Regions from separate parts of the Homo sapiens genome. Here region 2 is linked to region 1. A link is an interaction called in ENCODE POLR2A ChIA-PET data of the cell type or tissue named here. Cell type or tissue: Panc1. All regions are shown on one strand. Each heading gives the region's core, and the rest is flanking DNA. Links, peaks and the distances in the headings are about the cores only.

The links. ChIA-PET counts read pairs that join two places held together with the same protein. Peaks named below come from ENCODE experiments on the same cell type or tissue, not always from the same donor. Only the 100,000 strongest peaks of a DNase experiment are listed, where the experiment ranks them.
Region 2: POLR2A ChIA-PET joins it to region 1 with 6 read pairs; 3 of 35 experiments call an interaction of 5 or more read pairs at or near these places.

The regions. Positions count from the first base shown.
Region 1 is chr1:151,971,074-151,987,531 of GRCh38, reverse strand. S100A10 (S100 calcium binding protein A10) reads left to right here. Exons shown (of 3, transcript NM_002966.3): 2 at 1,281-1,433; 3 at 4,208-4,617. The coding sequence starts at 1,302. The coding sequence ends at 4,369. Among named protein-coding and RNA genes, the nearest start is that of S100A10, 15 kb to the left of the region's middle. In Panc1, for the core only: no CTCF peak of the experiment used is centred there; no DNase peak of the experiment used is centred there; H3K4me3 peaks cover 591 bases; H3K27ac peaks cover 4,000 bases.
Region 2 is chr1:151,412,819-151,422,218 of GRCh38, reverse strand. All of the region lies in intron 10 of POGZ (pogo transposable element derived with ZNF domain), which reads left to right. Among named protein-coding and RNA genes, the nearest start is that of PSMB4, 18 kb to the right of the region's middle. In Panc1, for the core only: no CTCF peak of the experiment used is centred there; no DNase peak of the experiment used is centred there.

The DNA of each region.
Region 1 (16,458 bases), core at 4,665-8,664:
TATATACCCAGCAGATAAATTCATTTGTAAGCAGATTTCTAAACCCTAGAATCACACTGAACCAAGTTACCACTTTAAGCTTAGAAGGGTGAAGTTTTCGTATTTACCAGACTTGACTGTGTGGATTGTTAGTATCAGCCATATCTAAGAATCCCATTTACTAGTGCCAAGAGAAATTATGAACTATCTGTTCTTTCAGTAGGTGCTTTGTCAGTTAAAAAGAGGAACACTGGGCCGGGCGCAGTGGCCTGTAATCCCAGCACTTTGGGAGGCCGAGGTGGGCGGATCACCTGAAGTCAGGAGTTTGAGACCAGCCTGCTCAACATGGCAAAACTCCGCCTCTACTAAAAATACAAAAAATTAGCCGGACATGGTGGCGGACGCCTGTAATCCCAGCTACCTGGGAGGCGGAGGTTGCAGTGAGCCAAGATCACAACACTGCACTCCAGCCTGGGCAACAAGAGCAAAGCTCCGTCTCAAAAAAAAAAAAAAAAAAAAAAAAAAGAGGAACACTGATGTTGCTTTTCTAAATTATTAGTTTCTATTCTTCATTAGATTATTCATGCAAATTAGCTGGAGTTAGCTAAACCCCTTTATTTACAGCACCAGTATCTGAGGTGTCTATTTCTACCAACAAGGGACCCAAACTGGGGTGGACTGGTTCTTAGATTCATTCACTGAATTTTAAAGCTGGAGAAGATCAGATGGATGATCTAATCTCCATCTTTCCAATTATCCTAAAAAGGCTGGCAATACATATGGCTTAAAAGTTAATGTAAATCTACAAAGATGAACCTGGAGGACGTTACGCTTAGTGAAATAAGCCAAGCACAGAAAGACAATTACCAGATGATCTCACTCATGTGGAATCTTAAACACTGAATTTCATAGAACTAAAGAATAGAATGGGCTGGGGTGATTGCATTTGAGTGATGTTGAGGAGCTATTGGTCAAAAGATTGAAAATTTCAGTTAGGAGGAATAAGTTTAAGAGATCTACTGTACAACAACGTGACTATAGTTAATTACAATGTATTGTATTCTTGACAAATAGTTAAGAGTGGCTAAGTGTTCTCACCACAGAAGTGCTAACTATGGGAGGTAATGCATATGTTAATTAGCTAGATTCAGTCATCCCACAATGTATATATACCTGAAAACATCATGTTGTACACATTAAATACATACAATTTTATCTTTCAATTTAAAAAAAATAAATTCATGCATAAAGTCTGCCAAAAAAAGTTAATGTAGACCCTGTTACTTTACATCCTTTAATAGGCTTCAACGGACCACACCAAAATGCCATCTCAAATGGAACACGCCATGGAAACCATGATGTTTACATTTCACAAATTCGCTGGGGATAAAGGCTACTTAACAAAGGAGGACCTGAGAGTACTCATGGAAAAGGAGTTCCCTGGATTTTTGGAAGTAAGTGTTGAAAAGCTTACAAAGAACCAGACATAAAAGTCAATGCTTCTAGGCCTTGGTTCCTTTTCCTTCTTGTTTCCATCCCTTCCCTGTGGAGGTCACCACTAGTGAATAAATGAATGTAGTCACCTGAAGGAATGAATGAATGACCTCATTCATTCATTTATTAAATAGTATTGAGTACCTGCTATTTGTAAGATACTGTTGAGGAAACAAAGTAATGAAGACACAGCCCCAACCTTCAAGGAGCTTACAGTCTGCAGGTGAAATAAGACTGCATACAAATAACCACAATATGAGCTGTTTGTTGGAAAATTCCATCGGGTTATCTGTGTCTGTTGTGACGATGTTGGGGACAGAGTTGGGAGAAAGAAAGCTTTTCACAAAAGAGTAGTCAACCAGAAAATGGCTACCTTCAGGTCCAAAAACCTGGTGGTGGAGATGCCACATCCTGGTCACATTCCATTTTGAGCAACTCGAATCTCCCTTCTTAAATCTCTTCAGATAAAGGGATTGTTTTTTCTTTTTCTAATACTACAAAGGAGCAGTGTCAGTCATCTACTGAATAAAAGCCACATATCACTCCAGAAATAACTGCTTTTCACATAATAATGCTCTGACAGCACAGGAGCAGTTTGAATTTATGTCTCACCTTTGACAGACTGAGAGATGCATGAAGACCTATAAGAGGACTCTGCCATCAGCTCAGATACATCACTCAGGACATGGGGCCACAAGGCACAGTTGTCCTTTTATATTCCAGGTTCTCGAGAGGTGGCTGTTGAATTCAACTGAAGGTGCAACATTGCATGACAAAATAGTAGACTGAAATGCAAGCCCTTCTTTCCCTACCACAATTGTAGTCACCTGAAAAGATTGTTTCTGTGCTTGGTGTTGAATAATGCATTAACCTGTAAAGGGTGAGAGGAGATACGGTAAAACGTTGGGTCCTGCCTCTTGTCATCTGACTGGTAAACGGCACATTAGTCCAGCCCCTGACTCCTGCAATCAATAAACATGAGGCTTTTTAGTATACTATAATTCGTATGTCATCAATATCAGTTAAATAAACAGATATAAATAGCCTAACTGCTCTCTCAGAGCTGCAGTTATTACCTAATGCTATCCCAGAATGAGTTAGAATATGCAGGTCCTCTGCTTTTGTAGAGTCCTGTGATATAGCCCCAGACCAGGAGTTAGAAGATCTGGCTCTGCCTTAACTAACAATGGGCAGGTTGCTTCAGCTCTCTAGTCTTCAGTTTCCTCCCCTGTAAAATTAGAGAGGGCTGGACATAATTATCTGCAAGGTCACTTTCACTTTCTATGATCATTCAAGACAAGCATTAAGATGCAAGGACAAAATGTGCTCATTGTAAGCCTGCCTGTCCTATAGACAAAGGCATTCTCAGTACACTAAACACTTGTTAAGAGTGTTGTTAAGAGCCAGAGTGAGTATCATGTAAGACACAGACCCTTTCTTCCTAAAGGCTTTGTGGCATCAGACACATAAAGGGTATATGTAGTGTGGAGCACTAACCATGGCAGGGTAATTTATTCCAGGCACAGAGTCATAATTCTGGAAACATCTAGACTCACTGCATTAACAGAGCATTTTGTTTCTAAAGTAGACCTCTTATGTCATCCAGATTTCACTCATTCTGACCACAGCCAGGAAGCTGAGGGTGAAGCCAGAATTAGCTGAAACCCACCAAGAGCTGCATAGAGCACGTTTAGCTAGAGTAGGAGTTTGCAGTGCTCATGTGGGAAATGCTGCTGCTATACTTTTAGGAATTTCTGAGTGCAATTTAGAAACATCTAGCACACTTGAAACACTGCGTATCATTTTCCTCACTCATGAATATAGTCATCAGAATTCATAAATAGTTTACCTGAGCCCTTTAACAACCTCAAATAGGCCATATTTCTCTCTCTGGTTGATGGCATGGACCCTACAGGAAAAACCACACCTTACCGCTTCTGACCAGCATCACTACAAAAAGGAGTGCTGAAGCCAATCACCATGTAAGCAAGATAAAAGCAAAGGGGGTCTTGCCTGCCCATCTCTGTTCCATACATTCTTACCAGGCACTGAGAGTCATGGGGAGTTTAAGACTCCATCCCACATACTCCTTTTGAAACTGGTCCAGTGTACAACATCCAGTGAAGAGTATAGGATGGCATAGACTTACCAACTCAAAGAATGAAAGGATTCTAGAAACATTATAGTCCAACCTCCTCAATTCATCGTTGATACACAAAGGCCCACTAAGCTGTGTGGTTCACTCAGCATCACGTGGCTAATATGATATGAAGCCACACTAGCTTGTCCTCAGCTGTGCCAAGAATGAGAGCTGCCTTCTCCAAACCTAAAACCAACCCATGGCATCATTAACACCTCTTTAAAATCCATAGGACAGTGATCCAAAACTTATTCCCTAAATCATAAATATCTTTTCATAAGGAGTTTCCTTTGTAAGGGATTTGACCATGCCATTAGGAATAAAATTTTAATAAGAGAATGTAAGTTTAAACCATAAAATGAGGAGCTTAGGGTGGTTCTTAGGCAGAATCTAAATATGAAATTACTGAAATGCTCCCACAAGGCAAAAAAAAAAAAAAATACATTTAGATGAACTCCAAAGGTTGCTTATGACCTAAAACAAGAGCTCAAGTAATTGGGAGATATATACACAGTTCTCAGCAGTACAAATCAAATAAGCTCCTCATTGCAACCTTTGACTTCTATTTCTTGCCTTTGTTCTTTTTTTTTTCAGAATCAAAAAGACCCTCTGGCTGTGGACAAAATAATGAAGGACCTGGACCAGTGTAGAGATGGCAAAGTGGGCTTCCAGAGCTTCTTTTCCCTAATTGCGGGCCTCACCATTGCATGCAATGACTATTTTGTAGTACACATGAAGCAGAAGGGAAAGAAGTAGGCAGAAATGAGCAGTTCGCTCCTCCCTGATAAGAGTTGTCCCAAAGGGTCGCTTAAGGAATCTGCCCCACAGCTTCCCCCATAGAAGGATTTCATGAGCAGATCAGGACACTTAGCAAATGTAAAAATAAAATCTAACTCTCATTTGACAAGCAGAGAAAGAAAAGTTAAATACCAGATAAGCTTTTGATTTTTGTATTGTTTGCATCCCCTTGCCCTCAATAAATAAAGTTCTTTTTTAGTTCCAAATTTGAGACAGAATGTTTGTTGTTCCCTCAGAAATTCTTGTTCCCCAAGAGGCAGCTTGCCCTTGGGCAGCCAGCACACAGCAGAGCTTTTCTTACACAGCAGAGCTTTTCTCACAGAACTGGCAAAATGAGAAAACACTCTTCATTCAGGCTTGGAGTCTGACTTCTCTAATTGTTCTGCCCTTGTAGCTGTGTCTATATGAAGGACTCAAACTTGAAGGATTAGGAGAAGGCTCTACAGGAATAGATGGTAAGTTTATAATTACTGGGCACAGTTTTGCCCAGTTAAATCAGTGCTTTTCTAGCCAGCACTTTGCATGCCTGCAATGTCTGAATCCAATTTTCATAGCAAAGTGTCAGCAAACCTAAGGCAGAACTAGGAGAACCAATCAGGAGAGGGTGTAGCTTGACACCTTGGTAATAACATCACATTAGCATCTATTAAGTCAACTCCCAGATGTCAGGAAATATGGTAGGCATGACTTATACACGGGGCAGTACACTTTTGTTGAAAATGAAGTGTCAGTACTGATGTCTTGATAATCAATGCAAAATGTTCCTCCTAGCCCTTTTTTGTGCCTGTTAGAAGCTTCAGGGTATATGTGCATCAATGCTATATGCTTATTAATAACACAGTACTCTATGCTTTTATGGAGAGGTGATATATGAATTCCATGAATTGGCACATAGCATTGTTCCAAGTAAATAGGTCAAAGAAGATGGAATATTTACTTTTTTTTTTTTTTTTTGAGACGGAGGCTTGCTCTGTCACCCAGGCTGGAGTGCAGTGGTGCAATCTCGGCTCACTGCAAACTCCACCTTCCCAGGTTCACACCATTCTCCTGCCTCAGCTTCCCGAGTAGCTGGAACTACAGGCGCCTGCCACCATGCCCAGCTAATTTTTTGTATTTTTAGTAGAGACGGGGCCTCACCGTGTTAGCCAGAATGGTCTCGATCTCCTGACCTTGTGATTTGCCCGCCTCGGCCTTCCAAAGTGCTGGGATTACAGGCGTGAGCCACCGCGCCCGGCCTGGAATATTTACTTTTTTGATTGGACACATCAATATTAACTCTGGGAAAAACTTCCATCTCACTCTGGGAAAAAGTGCAATATAAGGTTATCGATAGTCACAAGGAAAAGCATGCAAAAGAGAACAGGATAGTTCAAAACTGGCTTTGGTAGAAAGAAATCCATAATAAAAAAGGAAAACATTCCAACCATTTTATTTTTTCTCAGTCAACAAATGAACAGTGTAAAACAAACCATAGCTTTGCGGCTGAAGCATTATATCAGCAAGTTTACAAAGAGGAATTTATTACGGGAGTATTAATGAAGGAGGGGAGTTGATTAGTTAAAGAAGTGACTCTAGATTGACTCCAGGAATGACTTCCAAACCCATGCTACAGAACTGGGCCGCCAAGGAGCTGCTGGCTCAGGAAGCTGCCTGCTGAATGAGGAGCCATAGCCACAGCTGGCTGCTCCAGGACCATGGCACAGTCTGCACAAGCAAACGCACATCCCCATCACCCTCCCTCTTTCCACATACGGCTGGGCTCTCATATCCAAGTCTCAGTGAGGTGCATCTGACTGGCAGAGCCTTAACCACAACAAATTCCTAACCGCAAGGGACTCTGGGAAATAAAGTTCTAACATTTTCCAACCTTTGCACATTAGCAGCTGATTCTACCACAGTGACAATTCCTAATCCTACGTGAAGTCTTCCAACCTGGAAGTTAAAGAAATTGTGGCTCTAAGGAAAGGAGGCTCTGGAAGATGACGTCTGTAATAGAGACAAGAAAAAAAAACTGGCCCATCACAGTAAGGCAATCCATGAGAATTTGTGTCAGTCCAGATTCACCCCTTTGGTTAACCTGCCTCCTGGGCAACTGTGTTTACTGGGTATTAGGAGGATTAGTGGTCAACTCACAAATGAATGGGGAAGATTATAAAAGGGAGATATTATGAGCTCACATGTCCTGAAATCCATAGCAAACTTTCACACTCTAAGCCTCTTTTACCTGAAAACAAAAACACAACTATCCCAGGAGGAGGGAGGCTCTCAGGGTAAGAGAAAGGAAGCATCAACTCATCTTCACAGTGGGTGTGTAGATTCAGAAAAATTCTGAAGCAATGTGTTATTCCCAGCAGATTACCCCAAACTCTCATTCAGAAGGTGCCCAGTGCCAGGAAATGATCTGAGTCACTGTATTTGGGATGGATGTGTATGTGTATTGAGGGAAAGGGTTATGGCACCTTCCTCGCTTTGGCCTCATTGCTCATTTAGTAGGGAGCTGTATGAGGAAAATAAAAATGGTATTTATGGCTTGAAATCCCACATGGCTCTTTGTGCCAACAAAAACACACGGATCCCACAATCTGACCTGCTAAAACTGCTGTCTAGGCTTCAGGGGTTGCAGCCCAATGGCTCCCAAGGGGCAAAACTGCCATTATGCCAACAGTCATCAAGAGGAACCATCTGGAAAATTCCACTCATTCTGCTACATGGCTGAGTTGTAAAAAGTAGATCCCGCCCCTCCCCACACCCAGTTACAAAAAAAGAATGAATAGCAGTGCAGAAAGTCAGTTTCCAACACGCTGCAGAGCTGACCCTGAAAAACATCATTTTTCTCTCTTGGACCCACTCCCTTGTCCAAGTCCCCTGAACAGCGGCCAACTACCTGTGATTTAATAGTTTTCTACCTAACCCATCTCACTAGGAGACCGAGGACAAGTCTACAAACCTCTCTCATTCAAATTTGACCAATTCGTGATTGGTCAAGTAATTGTTCAAGTCCCTTCTCCAGCTCTTAACCCCACAGGGATAGTTGTGAATAGAAATTCATTCACTTGGCAAATATTAGCAAGGGCTACCATGTGAATGGCACCAAGCAATGTTCTGTATAAAGGCAGGTACGAAGAAGCAGATGACCACAGTGCCTGCTCAAGAAGATTACAATCTAGATTGAAAGATAATAGATAAAGCAGGCCAGGCGCGGTGGCTCACGCCTATAATCCCAGCACTTCGGGAGGCAGAGGCGGGCGGATCACGAGGTCAGGAGATCGAGACCACGGTGAAACTCCGTCTCTACTAAAAATACAAAAAATTAGCTGGGCGCAGTGGTGGGCGCCTGTAGTCCCAGCTACTCGGGAGGCTGAGGCAGGAGAATGGCGTGAACCCGGAAGGCGGAGCTTGCAGTGAGCCGAGATCATGCCACTGCACTCCAGCCTGGGCGACAGAGCGAGACTCCGTCAACACAACAGAGCATTGGCAAGGGAGACATGTGATGGGCACCTCTGGTCACTGTTGATAGGTATGTAATTCACACGACCTTTCAGAAAGGCAAAAGTTAGCAATATGTACCTGAATCCTTTAATGTGTTTTCTTTGACCCAGTATTTCTATTCCTAAGAATTTCTCTTAGCAAAATAATCAAAGATACTTATGATATTCATATACAAAGCTATTTGATGCAGCATTATTTAGAATAGCTAAAACCTAAAGAAAACCTCAATATTCAACAATGGGGTCATGGTTAAATAAGTTATGTTTAGATTGTTTAGATGTACATGGGATGCTATATGGCCCATCAAAACCATCACTTTGAAAAATATTAAATGAGATGGGGAAATGTCTATGTAAAGTAAAGCAGACTGCAAAATTGGTATATAATCGGATTCCTTTCTTTTCTAAATATGCGTGTCTGCTTGAGTGCATGCCTGCAAAGACACACACACACACAGAGAGAGAGAGAGAGAGAGAGCAAGAGTGAGAGCAAGAGCAAGCGAGCGAGAGAGAGAGAGAGAGAGAGAGAAACTAAAGGGAATACACCCAGCTGTATTTAGTTTCCAGAGTAGGAGTTACTGGCCAGGGAAATTGTTGCTCCAGAAAGACGTTTATGAGACTATTGTAATTTTCTTTATATACAGTGCTATATTATCTTAATTTTCTATGCAATTCCTTCCTAGCCCACCTACATGCACTTGCACTTTCACAATCCATAAAATTTTAAATAATATATTTTGAAAGAGCCTGTGTATTTATTGAGGGTCTACCATGAGTCAGGACCTGTATGAGATACTTTTTAAGCATTTATCTTACTTGGACCTCACAATAACCCTGTGAAGGTATTATAACATCCATTTTACAGATGACAAAACTAAGACTTAAGTAACTCCCTCAAAGTCCCACAGCACTTATTGTTTCAAGATTTAAACCCAGATATCAAGATAGTCTCCTTCCTTCCTTCCCTCCTTCCTTCCTTCCCTCCTTCCCTTTCTTTCCTTTTTTTCTTTTTCTTTTTTCTTTTTTAGAGTAAAGTGAAAAGCAAGGAAAGGAATAAAGAGTGGCTACTCCATAGGCAGAGCAGCTTGTATTCTGCAGTTGTCTCAAGGGGCTATTTGAGTAAATTAACTATCAACTGTGTTATTCTTTCAAAAAAGTAAGAGATTTCGTGGGTTAGATGAGGCTAGTCAGATAAGATTTTGTGTAAGAGATAAGATGTTATCTGGTCTTTGAAGATTGGAAGAAATTTAGATTTGGATACCAGCTAACATTGAGTTCTTACTACATTGCAGGCTCTGTTCTAGTGCTTCACAAGTATTAACTCGTTTGTTCCTCCCAACAACTATGAAGTAGGTACTATTACTGTTCCCACTTTACAGGTGATTTGACCAAGGTGGAGGCAGGATTTGAACACAGGTGGTCTAAGATTTTAGCCACTCTTCTCTGCTGCATCCCTGGACGTAGTAATGATGGAGCAAAGGAATGTCCAGGACACAGAAAACTCAGGAGGCCACGTAGAATCCAGCATGTCTAAAGTGGTGTATGCTCACTGCAGAAAGTGTGTGTAGGTGGGATAGGACAGGCAGGAGGTGTTAAAGGAATGATAAATGGAAAGAATAAAGGATATGTTGTGGGTGAGTTTGCTCAATAAAAATCTCTACAGGTCCTAGGTTTGGGTTATTACTACTCCTTCGGGAAAAAGAGGTGGCCCTCGTCTAAAAGGAGACAATCAGACAGTATGTTCTTGTGAATGTTCAACCCACTTTTCTCCATTGCTCACATTCCAATCACATTCTGGCTACAAAAGATAAAACAGGGATGGGATTCACTTTTATCTTTCTGAGAAGCTCTAAGTACAGAGGAAAAAAATTTGACCTCTGGCAAGTCATGCCAAAATTGAGAGGGAAAAAAATCAAGATGATAGGGCCACAGCGTCTAGGTGAGAAAAGCCTCTGATAGAACATTAGCTCATCTAGTTTCCCACTGAGATTCCAACTCATCTGAAAAACGGTATGTTCACTCTAATGGTAGCTACTGTATATTTTTTTAAATGCATGAAAGTGGGAATTAGCCAGGCGTGGTGGCGCATGCCTGTAATCCCAGCTACTTGGGAGGCTGAGACAGGAGAATCGCTTGAACCCAGGAGGGGCAGGTTGCAGTGAGCCAAGATCATGCCACTGCACTCCAGCGTGGGCAAGAGAGCACGACTCCATCTCAAAGAAAAATTAAAAATAAATGCATGAAAGTGGGCAAAGTCTGGAAGGGGTTATATAAAATGAAAATAAATTTCATAACATGGAAATAGTCATGTTATCAATGTTTTCTTTAGCATCGTTACATTGTCCTTTCAATAAGAGGGGAAATAATTTCAGTTAGCTCTCTGGACACAGAACTCAACCTGCTCAGTGTAAAAATCGCATTTGCCATGTTACCCAAAGCAGCTAATCAATGAGCAGCCACTGCATTGCCGGCTCTTCCTGCAAAAGCTCAAGCTACTCCCTTCAATCTCTTCTGGGCATTTCCATTAAGGCCCTGATGAGCATTAGGAGCACTTAGCCTCAAGCCTGTTTTTCTAGAAGGAGGAGAGGGTGATTCAGCTTTGCTCCCTGCAGGGAGGACTCTGCTCTGTCCTGCCCCACTCTGGGATGGGTCGCCACAGTGAGTCAGTCCACAGAGCCAGGAGTCTTGGTCATATTACAAATTTACAAATTAAAATTTCCCTTCAATGATGTGATTTAAAGCACCATAGAAAGTAGCAAATTACATAGAAAATGTGGTCACTGGCATACAAAGTTTACGGTCTCGTGGAATAAGACTTCATTTCAAAGCAACAATACTTGACAATACATATGAGTTAAAAGAATATCAGTGAGTGGTAAATGCTGGTGTTAGCTCTGCAGGTAGAGGGTTGTGTGAAAGAAGGATTCACGCGAGAAAGAACAGAGAGAAAAATCCACTATGGGCAGGGCAGTGTTGGGAGGACAAGGCGTCTGGCCTGGGGAGTTCATCTGGCCTAGGGAGGTACTTCAGCTGAGGAATTCGAGGCTGCAGTGAACTATGATGGCACCACTGCAGTGAACTATGATGGCACCACTGCACTCCAGCCTAAGTGACAGAGCAAGACCCTGTCTCAAAAAATACAAAAAACAAATTTAATAAAGTTATAATGTTTAACGTAATTCATAGCTTTTAAAATATTTTTAAGAACTTTTCTATTTGAGTAAACAAGCATTGTTTTAGTAATTATATATTAATGTGATTTTTAAAGGTTTTAAGTGCATATGGTAGTAATCCATGGTAAGAGAAGCTAAAGTTTGGATGAGAGTACTAAAACAGGAATGGAAGAATGAGATAGATGAAAACATCATCTCCAGGGTCCCTTAAGCCCAGGCTTATCTATGGAACACACATTCTGCTGAGCTCTTAACATGCTTTATCTCATTTAATCCTCACAGTGACTCTTTGAGTTGAATATTTTTATTGGCCCCACACTACAGATTAAGAAACTGAGCTGTAGAGAAGTAATTTGTCCAAGGCCACACAACTTTTTAAGTGGTAGAGTGTGGTTCATACCCAGGTCTGAAATTAAAGTCTATGCCTTTAGCCAAACAACTATTTAGTCCATGGGGAAGAAGTCAGAAAATCAGAATTGAGAATCAAGTCTAGGTATTCTCTTCACCAGAGACTAATTGTTCCTGCCTGAGGGGCAATAGCATAATTGTTTAAGAGCATAGACTCAGGTCAGGAGCCAGATTTCTGGGTTCAAATTCTGACTTTGATATTTACAAGCTATGCAACCTTGAGCAAATTTCTCAGCCTCTCTGTTCCTCAAATTTATCCTCTGTAAAATGGAGATAATAATAGAACTAGGATTAAGTTACTATCCTAGAGCACCTAGAATAATGCTTGGCATAAGTTGGCACCATATTAATATTGACTAGATTAGTCAATATTATATAATATATATAAGATGTCCATGTTGGTGCATCTCAGTAGCACAGAGAGGCAAAAGCAAGTGTGTTTATTCTAGCAGGCATACTCAGGAAGAAAAGTCAGACCTTTGGTACTGAGTTAGTCAAACATTAATTGAGGGCAGCTTCTTTCGCTAGATCTCTACCAAATGGCACTGTATGTTTGCTCCAGTAAAATCTCTTTGCATTCTAGCTTATCAAGTCATAAAACAAGGACCTAACTAAATTCCAGTCATTTTCAGGGCACTCCCTATAGGGAACTTAAGCTTTTAAAATATTGCAGGTAAGTGAGCATTACACTTTGGGGTCAAAGCAAGCATTAATCTTGGGGTCACGCCTAGGTTCTCCTGTGTGACTTTGGGCAAGTTACCTCACTTTTCTGGACCTCCACTACATCACGTTCAAATTGGGGGAAGCAATATCCACCCTCAGAGAGTTGTGTAAGGATTAAATAACAATATATAACCTACACTTGTCCTTTCCTGCTTTTCTTCTATTAAAAAGAACTAGAAACCTTTATTTTCCTCTAAGGTTAATCCCTCCTGCCGTACTCTGATCTCATCTCCTCCCGGCCTTCTGCAAGATTTCACTCCACCAATCTGCTTGCTTCCTTATCTTCTTTCCATTGCTCCCTCTACCAAGTCATTCTACTCCTTCCCATTAACATTTTATATATGTTTAAGTCTCTTCCATTAGAAGAAGAAAAAGAAAGAAGTCCCTCAAATCCCATATCCTGCAAATCTCTTGAAAGAATTGAGCTTACTTGCTACCTCCATTTTCTCACCTTTCTCAATTATTTCTGATCTGTATTATCCCTACACTGCTTCTTTAAAAATGCTTTCACCCAAACTACCCAAAATGTCCTGCTAATAGACGATTTTTAGCCCTTAATTTATTTGACTATTCTGCAGGATTTGCTCTTTTTGGCCATTCTCTCTTTTAAAACACTCTTCCCTTGGGCTCCATAAGGTCGCATTTTCCTCCTGCCTCTCGGGCTTACTCTTATTCTCCCTTCCTCCTTTTTTTTTTGAGACGGAGTCTCGCTCTGTCGCCCAGGCTGGAGTGCAGTGGCGCGATCTCGGCTCACTGCAAGCTCCGCCTCCAGGGTTCACGCCATTTTCCTGCCTCAGCCTCCCGAGTAGCTGGGACTACAGGCGCCCGCTACCACGCCCGGCTAATTTTTTTTGTATTTTTAATAGAGACGGGGTTTCACCATGTTAGCCAGGATGGTCTCGATCTCCTGACCTCGTGATCCGCCCGCCTCGGCCTCCCAAAGTGCTGGGATTACAGGCGTGAGCCACCGCGCCTGGCCTGTAAGACAGTCTTCTTAGCATGGCTCACAAGTCCCTTCATCATCAGGCCCCTGCTTCCTTTTCAAACATTAGCCCTTGCATTTCTCAGTTTGCACTTAATTTTCAAGGTACATAGAACTTCTTTCTGTCCCTTTCATGCTCTCCCTCCTCCAGTCCTTTGCACATACTATCTTTCTCCTCCTAAAACACAATCCCTAGTCTTCATCTAACTAACTCTCCTTCAACCTTTTTATATCTACTTAAATGTCACTTTCTCCAGGAAACCATCCTGAATTCCCAAGTTCACGTTTTATGTTCCTTCTATCTGCTCTCAAGGCGTCCTGTTCTCCAAAAGTTTCCTTAATTCTCTGCCTCCGCCAGTAGTACTCTGTTAAGTTTCAGGAGGGCAGAGACCATCTCTTTCTTGTTCATTATTGCACCAGAACAATTTAGCACAGTTCCAGGCACAAAGTAAAACTTTATAAATAAGCACAGTACATATTAGGTGCCAAAAATATTGTGGAAATTAAAAGAAAAGAACTGAAACAGTGCTAAAAACAAGTTATAGCGTAACTTAGCCAAACTGGAAGGAGGAGCATGAGATGCTATGGCTCAACTTTCTCCTAGTTTCCACCTCAGTTACTCTGTGAAATATAGACCTCCAACTCAAGAAATCATGGAGGGCCAGGTGTACCACATTTTCTTTATCCAGTCTATCACTGATAATCTTGTAATCCCAGCACTTTGGGACCCCGAGGTGGGAGGATTGCTAGAGGCCAGGAGTTCGAGACCAGCCTAGGCAACATAGCAAGACCTCATCTCTCCAAAAAATTTAAAAATTAGCCAGGTATGGTGGCTTGTGCATGTAGTTTCAGCTACTTGGGAGGCTGAGGCAGAAGGATAGCTTGAGCCCAGGGGGTCAAGCCTGCAGTGAGCCGAGATCGCACCACTGCACTCCAGCCTGGGTAACAGAGCGAGACCCTGTCTCAAAAAGAAAAAAAAAGAAATCATGGAGATAGCTTTCAACAAAAATGACAGAAGTTATGTAGGTCTATGGATAATGTTGCTGCCAAAATAATTTATAATTCATGAACTGATTTAGAGTTAGCCTTAATGACTTAGCTGTAAGTCCTCAAAGTCTAATAACAAATTTATGTAATTTGGCAACAGAACAGACAGGCCGTATCACAGGAGGTTAACTGCTGAGTCAAACAGCACATTAAAGTACAGTGAGTCTGGCCGCTCTCCTTCAAGTGGTGACTCAGAGACTTCCAGTCAGCAAGAGGGAGGGAGTAAGAAGCAGGGACAAGAAAGTGTGAAAGAACTCACATCTGCTACTTAATTGCCTTTCATTTATGTGCCACTGCTGAGAACTGGTGACATCTTCCTCTGTGACTACTTCTTTAAATCCACACCCCCACACACAACAGTAATTAACTATTTTCTCCTTGGGGCCACCACTTTTCTTTGTGCATGCATTAATTATCACACTCGTCACATTATACTACAATTACTTGCTCATACGTCTGTCCCTATTATACTGTAAGTACAGGGACCAAGTCTTTCCACTGCTGTGCTTTCAGAGCCTGCTATAACATCCAAGATGTACTAGGGGCTCTGCAAATGTGTGATGAAGAAATTAACACTCATATATGCATGCGAAGGAATCGCCAAGTCATGCAGAGCAAAACGTGAATGGTGACATTCTTTTGTTGCTTATGGAAGCCAGCAAATGAAGATAATATTTCCAAGCCAATAAATATGGCTCTGGGGCATCTAATCTTAATGCAGCTGTGACTACACAATTCATGAACAATTTCATTCTAATTTCAGATTAAGGTGAGGAGTCAAAGCAGTATTTTCTCATTTCTACTTATTCTTTTATACCTATTCATAAGTTTAAACCCAACGTGAGACACCCAGATAGAACAGCAAGCAGGAGTAAGTTCCTGACCAATGAAAAATCAACACAATGATGAGTTTATGCCAAGTTTATACAACTTTTTATGGCTGAGGATAGATTGAAATTTTGATTAATTTTTTTATCTCCTTTTTATAACGGTAAAATAGGTAAACTGGTTTTGTAAAAGAGCTTTTTAGGGAAAAAATGTTGAATATTCATACTTTTTCTCAATCAAAATGTCAATGCTTACACCAAAAATAGAGGTTTTTTTTGTTGTTGCTGCTCGTTTGTTTGTTTGTTTTTAAGACGGAGTCTCGCTCTGCATGCAGTGGCACAATCTCGGCTCACTGCAACCTCCGCCTCCCAGGTTCAAGCGATTCTTCTGCCTCAGCCTCCTGAGTAGCTGGGATTACAGGCGTGTGCCACCACGCCGAGCTAATTTTTGTATTTTTAGTGGACACAGGGTTTCACCATGTAGGTCAGGCTGGTCTTTAATTCCTGACCTCATGATCCGCCCACCTAGGCCTCCCAAAGTGCTGGGATTACAAGCGTGAGCCACCATGCCTGGCCCAAAAAAATGGAGGTTTCTAAGGAGCAGAAGACAATTAATATAACCTTTCCTAACCTGCCTGTTAAACTTTAAGTCATACATCTAGGGTCAATGCTCAAGTTTAACTATATATTCACAGTTCCATTCTTCGTGGCTCAATGCTGTTTATTTTATTAACCAGAAAGACACTAGGAATTAACATTTACTAAAATGTAACATAAGGTACTATGTTAGATCCTTTTTCTATGTCATCTTATTTACTCTCCCTAACAACTTCGTCAGGAGGTGCTATAGACCCTGGATGGGTTTTGGGCTGCCCAGCATCTGAATTCCCTTCATATGTTTGACGAATTCCCCATCTTTTGAGTCTTGTTGGGGGCAGAGTCTTCTTTCCCCTATAATGGCTGAAAACCCAGGTAGTCAGTTCCAAGACTCCCTTGCTACTAGGAAGTTATCTCCAGGCTTAGGCCCCATCTATCAGGTAAATTGATCCAGACTTCAGTCAGGAGCTAGTGACCCAGAGAAGCAAGTACTGGGAAGAATCTCAACTAATGAAATTATTACTGTGGTCACCTGGATAAATAATCCATCAAAGGGAAGTGTTGAGGGACAAAGTAGTCATAGACCAACATGAACAACTTGAGGAATTCAAGGACTATGGAATGGAGTGGTTTCCACTAAAGTCACCGGAAAGAAAAAAGACAATAATAAGCTCAAATTCTTATGATTTCCCCAATGACATGGACTGAAACCCAAAACTTTATATAATTTAAAAATAAAACATATATATTTTACAATTAAAAATTTTTTAAATAAAATTCTTATCTCTTTTGGAGACAGTCC
Region 2 (9,400 bases), core at 1,474-5,473, 560 kb after region 1:
AAGAAAGTCGTGCTTAAATTTAAGAAAGGTTTAGATGGATGGAGAGTAGTAAGAAAAGCTTTTAGGTGATTGAAAACAGCATGATCAAAAGCATAGAAGACATATGCATATTATCTGGATGCATTTGCTACAAGTAAAAATCCTTAACTAAAAATGAATTAAACAATAAGGACTGGGTGTGGTGGCTCACACCTGTAATCCCAGCACTTTGGGAGGCTTAGGTGGGTGGATCAGTTGAGGCCAGGGGAGACCAGTCTGGCCAACATGGCAAAACCACATCTCTACTAAAAATACAAAAATTCGCTGGCTGTGGTGGTGTGCGCAGGTAATCCCAACTACTCAGGAAGCCAAGGCATGAGAATCACTTGATCCCAGGAGGTAGAGGTTGCAGTGAGCTGAGATCGCACCACTGCACTCCAGCCTGGATGACAGAGCGAGTCTCTGTCTCAAAACAAAAGAAAACAATAAGAATATCTGTTATATCATTTAACTGAGAGATACAGAAATGGATGCTTCAGCCTAGAATTTGACTGCCCTGCTGGTTTTCAACAATTCTCTTGTCTCTGGCTCATAGCAGGGTGGCTGTATAAGTGTCAGGCACTATGTCCAGATAAAAAATTGTTAGACAAAGAAGAGATCTTATCTTCCCATCTTTCTTTCTTGAATCTGTTTTCTTATGAGTGAGAATTGCTTTCCTTTTATATCTCTTTGACCATTTATTGGCAAGGGAAGTGGGATTGACATTAATGGCTTACAGTAACACTAGGCAGTAGAAATACGCAAGCTTCATGAGTAATTTTAATTTTTTTCACTTTAAATACAGTAGCGCTCCCTTATCCTCAATTTTTCTTTCTTGAATCTGTTTTCTTATGAGTGAGAATTGCTTTCCTTTTATATCTCTGACCATTTATTGGCAAGGGAAGTGGGATTGACATTAATGGCTTACAGTAACACTAGGCAGTAGAAATATGCAAGCTTCATGAGTAATTTTAATTTTTTTCACTTTAAATACAGTAGCGCTCCCTTATCCTCAATTTTAGTCTCAATCACAGTCCAAAACTAGGTGAGTGCAGTACAATAAGATTATTGAGAGAGACACCACATTCACATAACTTTTATTACAGTATATTGTTATAATTATCCTTTTATATATTATATATTTTTAATTGTTAATCTCTTTGCCTAATTTATAAATTAAACTTTATCATAGGTATATATATATATATATATGAAAAAACACGGTATGTATAGGGTTCAATACTATCTGAGGTTTCATGTATGCACTGGGGGTCTTGGAACGTATATTTCCCATTGGCAAAGGGCGTCTACTGTAAAGTTTAAAAAAACAGGCAAAATTAATTTTAACAGCATATTTTATTCAGTATATTAAAAATATTTCAACATGAACTCAAAATTTAAAATTAATGAGATATTCGTCATTCTTTTTTCCTCCATTAAAAAACAGATCTTTTGAAATACAAATCTAAATTGGGTTTGAGCTTACCACATTTTAAGTGTTCACTAGATACATGTTGCTGGTGCCACCATATTAGACAGTGAAACTTTGGACTAATCATTTGGGAGTAGAATGTATATTAGAATCAACCGGGCCAGGTGCAGTGGTTCACACCTGTAATCTCAGCACTTTGAGAGGCCGAGGCAGGCAGATTGAGCTTAGGAGTTCAAGACCAGCCTGGGCAGCATGGAGAAACCCCGTCTCTACAAAAAAAATACAAAAATTGGGTGTGGTGGCGCACGCCTATAGTCGTAGCTACTCAGGAGGTAGAGGTGGGAGGATTGCTTGAGCCCAGTAGGTCAAGGCTAGAGTGAACCATGATCACGCCACTGCACTCCAGCTTGGATAACAGAGCAAGACTCTGTCTCAAAAAACAAAGAATCAATGGTAACACTGCAGTGTAGTGCCAGGGTAGCCAGCTTGGTCTAGAATAGGACTCACGATTCTTCACTGTCAGTAATGTGAAGCCAGAGTAACTCATCCATACCTCTTAGTGAAAACACCAGTTTTTTGAGACAACAGGGTCTTGCTCTGCCACCCAGGCTGGGGTGCAGTGACGCAATCTTAGCTCACTGCAGCCTCGAACCCCTGGGCTCAAGCAGTCCTCCCACCTCAGCCTCCTGAGTAGCTGGGACTGTAGGCATATGCCACCACACCCAGCTAATTTATTCCTTTTCTTGGGGGTAGAGACAGGGTCTTGCTGTGTTGCCCAGTCTGGGCACCTAACTCATTTTTACGCGTAATATGGGGGGTGGGTTTTGTTATTCCGAAGTTCCACAAATAATAAAATTACACAGAGGGAAGATAAGTTTTTCCTTATGGAAAAGAAACAATGTAGACCCTCATTGATCTTTTTTCTCTTGGTTTCCCTGACTTAATTTTTGAGTCTCTTATGACAAGATTTTATGCTTACCAAAATCACCTTTCCTTAGCATATATCAATTTTATTCTTGCAGTCTTTCGTAATTTCCTTTTTTGCACCCTTGACAGATCTGGCATGAAAGTAGTTTTTTTTTTTTTTTTTTTTTTTTTTTGAGACAGGGTCTCACTCTGTTAGCCAAGCTGGAGTGCAGTGGCACAATCTTGGCTTACTGCAATCTCCACTTCCCAGGCTAAGATGATCCTCCCAACTCAGCCTCCTGAATAGCTGGTACTACAGACACATGCCACTATGCCCAGCTAATTTTGGGGGGTTTTTTGTTTTGGGGGGTGTTTTTTGTAGAGATAGGGTTTTGCCATGCTGCCCAGGCTGGTCTCAAATTATTGAGCTCGAGCAATCCACCCACCTCAGCCTCAAAGTGCTGTGATTACTGGTGTGAGCCACCGTGCTCAGCTTTTTTTTTGGGAGACAATCGCTCTGTCACCTAGGCTGGAGTGCAGTGGCGCAGTCTTGGCTCTCTGCAACCTCTACCTCCTAGGTTCAAGCAATTATTGTGCCTCAGTCTCCCAAGTTCCTGGGATTACATGCATGTGCCACCATGCCCAGTTAATTTTTTTGTTTGTTTATTTTTAGTAGAGATGGGGTTTCGCCGTGTCGTTCAGGCTGGTCTCAAACTCCTGGCCTTAAATGATATACCTGCATCGGCCTCCCAAAGTGCTGGGATTATAGGCATGAGCCAGCATGCCCGGTCGAAAGTAACTTTTTTTCTTTTTTTCTTTTTTTTTTTTTTTTTTTTTTGAGACAGAGCTTCATTCTTTCACCCATGCTGGAGTACGGTGGCACAATCTCAGCTCACTACAACCTCCACCTTCTGGTTTCAAGCGATTCTCCTGCCTCAGCTTCCCAAGTAGCTGGGATTACAGGCGCCCACCACCATGCCCGGCTAATTTTTTGTATTTTTAGTAGAGACGGGGTTTCAGCATGTTAGCCAGGCTGGTCTCAAACTCCTGACCTCGTGATCCACCCACCTTAGCTTCCCAAAGTGCTAGGATTACAGGCATGAGCCACCGTGCCCAGCCCAAAAGTAGCTTTTTCAAAAAAAAGAATTGATGCATAATAGGTGTACATGGTTTAGGGATGCATGTGATAATCTAATATACATTTATATAATCTGTAAATATTAAATCAGTGTACTTGGAATATTCATCACTCTATGTGTTTATGCTAGAAACATTCAAATTATTCTCTTCTAGCTATTTTAAAATTTACAACAGGTTATTGTAAACTATAGTCACCCTACTGATCTACTAGGTCTTATTTCTTCTTTCAAACCATATATTTGTACCTGTTGATCAGCTTCTCTTCAACTCTCTACTCCCCTACTCTTCCCAGCCTCTGGTAACCACCATTCTACTCTCTCTCCATGAGATCTACTTTTTTTTTTAGCTCCCACATATGAGTGGGAACATGTGATATTTGTCTTTTTGTGCTTGGCTTACTTCACTTAGGGACTTCCAGTTCTAACCATGTGCTGCATGACAGAATTTCATTCTTTTTTGTGGCTATAATATTCCACTGGGTATATATACCACATCTTTTTTTTTTTTGAGAAGGAGTCTTGCTATGTCGCTCAGGCTGAGGTGCGGTAGTGCAATCTTGGCTCACCACAACCTCCACCTCCTGGGTTAAAGTGATTCTCCTGCCTTAGCCTCCTGAGTAGCTGGGATTACAGGCACACGCCACCACGCCCGGCTAATTTTTTTGTATTTTTTAGTGGAGACGGGGTTTTACCATGTTGGTCAGGCTGGTCTCAAACTCCTGACCTCATGAGCCACTGTGCCCAGCCACCACATCTTCTTTATTCATTCATCTGTTGGTGGGCACTTAGGTTGATTCTATATTTTGCCTATTGTGAACTGTGCAGCAATAAACATGGGAGTGCAGATACCTTTTCAAAAAGTAGCTTATTTTTACATGCTAATATTTTGGGGGATTTTTTTCCTTTTATTTTCTGAATTGTTTGTTAATTGTAGACATCATGATATTTTTCTCCTAAATATTTTAATATGTAGCTCTAAAAAATAAGGCCTTTTGTGTGTGTGTGTGTGTGTGTGTGTGTGTGTGTGTGTGTGTGGCCACAGTACCTTTGTTAAGATCTAATAGGCCGGCGCAGTGGCTCACGCCTGTACTCCCAGCACTTTGGGAGGCTGAGGCGGACGGATCACCTAAGGTCAGAAGTTCAAGACCAGCCTGGCCAACGTGGTGAAACCCTGTCTGTACTAAAAATACAAAAAATTAGTTGGGCATGGTGGTGCACACTTGTAATCCCAGCTGCTTGGGAAGCTGAGGCAGGAGAATTGCTTGAACCCGGGAGGCGGAGGTTGCAGTAAGCTGAGATCACACCATTGCACTACAGCTTGGGCAGCAAGAGTGAAACGCTGTCTCAAAAAAAAAAAAAGAGGGCCGGGCGCGGAGCCTCATGCATGTAATCCCAGCACTTTGGGAGGCCGAGGCGGGTGGATCACGAGGTCAGGATATCGAGACCATCCCAGACAACATGGTGAAACTCCATCTCTACTAAAATACAAAAAGTTAGCCGTGTGTGGTGGCACGCGCCTCTAATCCCAGCTATTCGGGAGGCTTAGGCAGGAGAATTACTTGAACCCGGGAGGCGAAGGTTGCAGTGAGCTGAGATCGCACCATTGCACTCCACCCTGGCGACAGAGCAAGACTCCGTCTCAAAAAAAAAAAAAAGATCTAACAGAATTAATCAGAAATCCTTAATAACATTCAATACCTACTTTATTTAAAAATTTTCTGAGTTGTCCCCAGAATATCAGTGGATCATTATATTTAATTGTGATAACAGTATCATCTTAATAACATTACAGGCCAAGGCATGGTGACTCATGCCTCTAATCCTAGCACTTTGGGAGGCCAAGGCGTGAGGATTGCTTGAGCCCAGGAGTTTGAGAACAGCCTGGCGAATATAGTGAGACCTTATCTCTCTCTGTTTTTGTATTTTTTTTTAATTAGCCAGGTGTGGTGGCTTGTGCCTGTAGCCCCAGCTGCTCAAGAGGCTGAGGTGGGAGGATTGTTTGAGCCCAGCAAGTCGAGCCAGCAGTGAGATATGATCACACCACTGCTCTCCAGCCTGGGTGACAGAGTAAGGCCCTATCTCAAAAAAAAAAAAAAAACCCAAAAAGTAGTATTACATTTTTATTCACACTTGTTTAAGAGCAGTGCAGTGACTTGAAGGAGCTTGTATGGCCCTAGGGTTCTTTTCATAAGTTTGTCTAATGCTGATTCTTAGTCTTTTTTGAGACAGAATCTCACCCTGTCACACAGGCTGGAATGCAGTGACGCAATCACAGCTCAGTGCAACTTAAGCCTCCTGGGTTCAGGCAGTTCTCCTGCCTCATCCTTCCAAGTAGCTGGGACTACAGGCATGTTGGCCAGGCTGGTCTCTAACTCCTAGCCTCAAGTGAGCCACCCGCTTTGGCCTCCCAGAGTGCTGGGATTACAGGCGTGAGCCACCGCACTCTGTCTGATTCATAGTCTTTTTTTTTTTCTTTTCTTTCTTTTTCTTTTTTTTTTTTTTTTTTTTTTTTTGAGATGGAGTTTCACTCTTGTCACCCAGGCTGGTGTGTGCAGTGGCACAGTCTCAGCTCACTGCAACCTCCGCGTCACAGGTTCAAGCAATTCTTCTGCCTCAGCCTCCCGAGTAGCTGGGATTACAGGCGTGCACCACCACACCCGGCTAATTTTTGTATTAGAGGCGGGGTTTCGCCATGTTGGCCAGGCTGGTCTTGAACTCCTGACTTCAGATGATCCGCCTGCCTCTGCCTCCCAAAGCTCTGAGATTACAGGCGTGAGCCAGTGCACCCGGCCCTGATTCATAGTCTTTTAATATTTATGTCTAATACAGAAATCTTAACCTGCTTGGTGGTGAGGTGTCCTGTGAGCCCCTTGAAATTACATATAAACTTTGCCTGTGTGTGTGCATTTTTCAAGGGAGAGGTTGCATAGCTTTTGTTAGTGTGAGATTTGGGACTAAAAAATGGTTAAGACTGTTAGTTATTATTCCTGTTTTCCATAGTGGCTATCTTAAGGTACATTTCTTCAAATATTCTTTTTTTTTTTTTTTTTTTTGAGACGGAGTCTCGCTCTTTTGCCCAGGCTGGAGTGCAGTGGTGCGATCTCGGCTCACTGCAAGCTCTGTCTCCTGGGTTCACGCCATTCTTCTGCCTCAGCCTCCCGAGTAGCTGGGACTACAGGCACCCACCACCACGCCCGGCTAATTTTTTTGCATTTTTAGTAGAGACGGGGTTTCATCGTGTTAGCCAGGATAGAATGGTCTCGATCTCCTGAACTCGTGATCCACCGGCCTCGGCCTCCCAAAGTGCTGGGATTACAGGCGTGAGCCACCACACCCGGCCCATTTCTTCAAATATTATAACATTTTTCTTCCTGGCATTGTTACCTCCACTTCCTGAGCATCTCATTAAAGGTAACAGATGTAGGTTATTCTAATCTTTCAAAAAATCTTGTGTTAGTGGAAAGGAGAAAGTTTGAGGAAGAAATAGGATTGAGAGAAGGATGCTTTAAGGAGCTTAACCATGTTTAGGAGTCGGAGCCTGTCGGGGTTGGGGAAGATTGAAGACAGGGAAAACAAATTGACAAAATCTTGGAATACATGGCATGATGAGGTTGGATGAGCCTTAGGAAGGTACAAGAGATCTATCCTTCCATAATTTGGAAAACAAGCAGCAGAAGTTACAGTTGTTCATGCCTATTTCCTCAAAGTAGGAGATTGTGTTAGGTGTTAAGGAGGGTGATGGTGCTCAGAGGGACAGTTAGGACAGCCACCATGGAGAATCAATTCATTTTCCCTCTTGAATCTTTTTCTGTATTAGCTCCTTCCCCTGTAGAACTGATGTGTCAAAGGTTACCAGAGATCTCTTAAATCCCCTTATATTTGAGTTCCTACCTCACTAGTTTTCTTGAGATAACACAATGTAAATCTTTTTTTTCTTTTTTTTGAGGGAGTTTCGCTCTTGTTGCCCAGGCTGGAGTGTAGTGGCGCCATCTTGGCTCACCGCAGCCTCTGCCTCCCAGCTTCAAGCGATTCTCTTGCCTCAGCCTCCCAAGTAGCTGGGACTACAGACATGCATTACTGTGCCCGGCTGATTTTGTATTTTTAGTAGAGACAGGGTTTCTCCATGTTGGTCAGGCTTGTCTTGAACTCCCAACCTCAGGTGATCCGCCTGCCTTGGCCTCCCAAAGTGTTGGGATTACAGGCATGAGCCACCGTGCCCAGCCAACACATGTAAATCTTAACCTGATGCTTGTACATTAGAAATTGCTTAATAAGTGTTTTTATTATTGATGTTGCATGACAGCTGTGAAAATAGAGCTGATAAATAGGTTATAGGAGAAAGAGTGAATGAGATTGCCCAGGGAAAACATAGACTAAGAAAGGCCTGGACAAAATATTGCTTAAAGGTGTTCTAGAAGAGAAAAATGAGAGAGGTAAACAAATCGGGGGGTGAGTGGAAAAGAGATAATATCGTTATGTTGCTAGTTAACTGTTTCCCAAACATGTGGTTAACTTTCATACCTACTTGCCTTTCCTCCTGCTTTTCTCTTGGTCCTCTCTCTGGCTGGCTGAGCCCCATTCTTTGACAATTCAGCTTTTATATGTTGTTATAGCTTTTCCTCATTCCTTTATGCAGAATTTCTTATTTATCCATGTCCTCATAGCACCTAATGTACCTGTAGACAGTGTTTCTAAATGGAGTTGCAGACCTCTTTGAGAATAAATATGAAATGTTTGAATCCTCTTCCTAGAAAAATCTACATTTTACTCTTTTGCAAATAATTTCAGAGAAAGCCTGGATTCCTAGAGGCCTGTTCCATAGACCCCAGATTAAGAACCCCTGGCTTTTGTTTGTTTGTTTTACTTTAAAAAATTACTTGGCTAGGCACAGTGGCTCATACCTGTAATTCTGGTACTTTGGGAGGCTGAGATGGGAGGATTGCTTGAGCTTGGGAGGTCAGGGTTGCAGTGAGCCATGATTGAGCCACTGCGCTCTAGCGTGCGAGACAGAACGAGACTCTGTCTCAAAACAAAAATCCAGGGTTCTCGGTAGTTAAAAAAAGAAAAAAGAATTATTTCAACTTTATTCATATTTCTTTGGCTGGGGTGTAGGGGGCTGGGGGCGGGGGGAGGTTAGACATTGTCCAGTAAATGCCCAAGGCTTTAAGCTTCCAGTTTTCATATTTGCAAAAACTTGAAACTAATTCCATTAAAGTGACAAAAATGTAAATAATCTCTCTCTTTTTGCCATACTGTATAATTAAAAATATGTAGCAGTTAAAAGTCTTACCAAAATTGGCCGGTGCACTGGCTCACACCTGTAATTCTAGCACTTTGGGAGACTGAAGTGGATTGACAAAAGGATTGCTTGAGGCCAGGAGTTTCCGACCAGCCTGGGCAACATGGCGAGACCCTGTCCCTACAAAAAAAAATTTTTTTTAATTACTTGGGCATGGTGGTGCACCACTGTAGTCCTAGCTACTTGGGAGGCTGAAACAGGAGGCTCGCTTGAGCTCAAAGGATAGTCCTAGCTACTCAGGAGGCTGCGGTGAGCTATGATCATGCTCCAGCCTGAGCAACAGTGAGATTCTGTCTCTTAAAAAAAAAAAAAAAAAAAAAAGCCCAGGCACGGTGGCTCACACCTATAATCCCAGCACTTTGGGAGGCTGGGACAGGTAGATCACCTGAGGTCAGGAGTTCGAGACCAACCTGGCCAACATGAAATTACCAAAAATTGTCTCAGAAGTTTGACAAAATTGTTCATTTGTGTCATAAAATTTTGTCAAAATTTTTTCTCATAAGCTTGACAAAATGGACAATTTCAAAGAGAGTAGGAGGTATTGGAGGCCAGCTGATTAGCAGTGGGAAATCATATGGGCTAGTACCAAGTTTTTGCCTTATTATA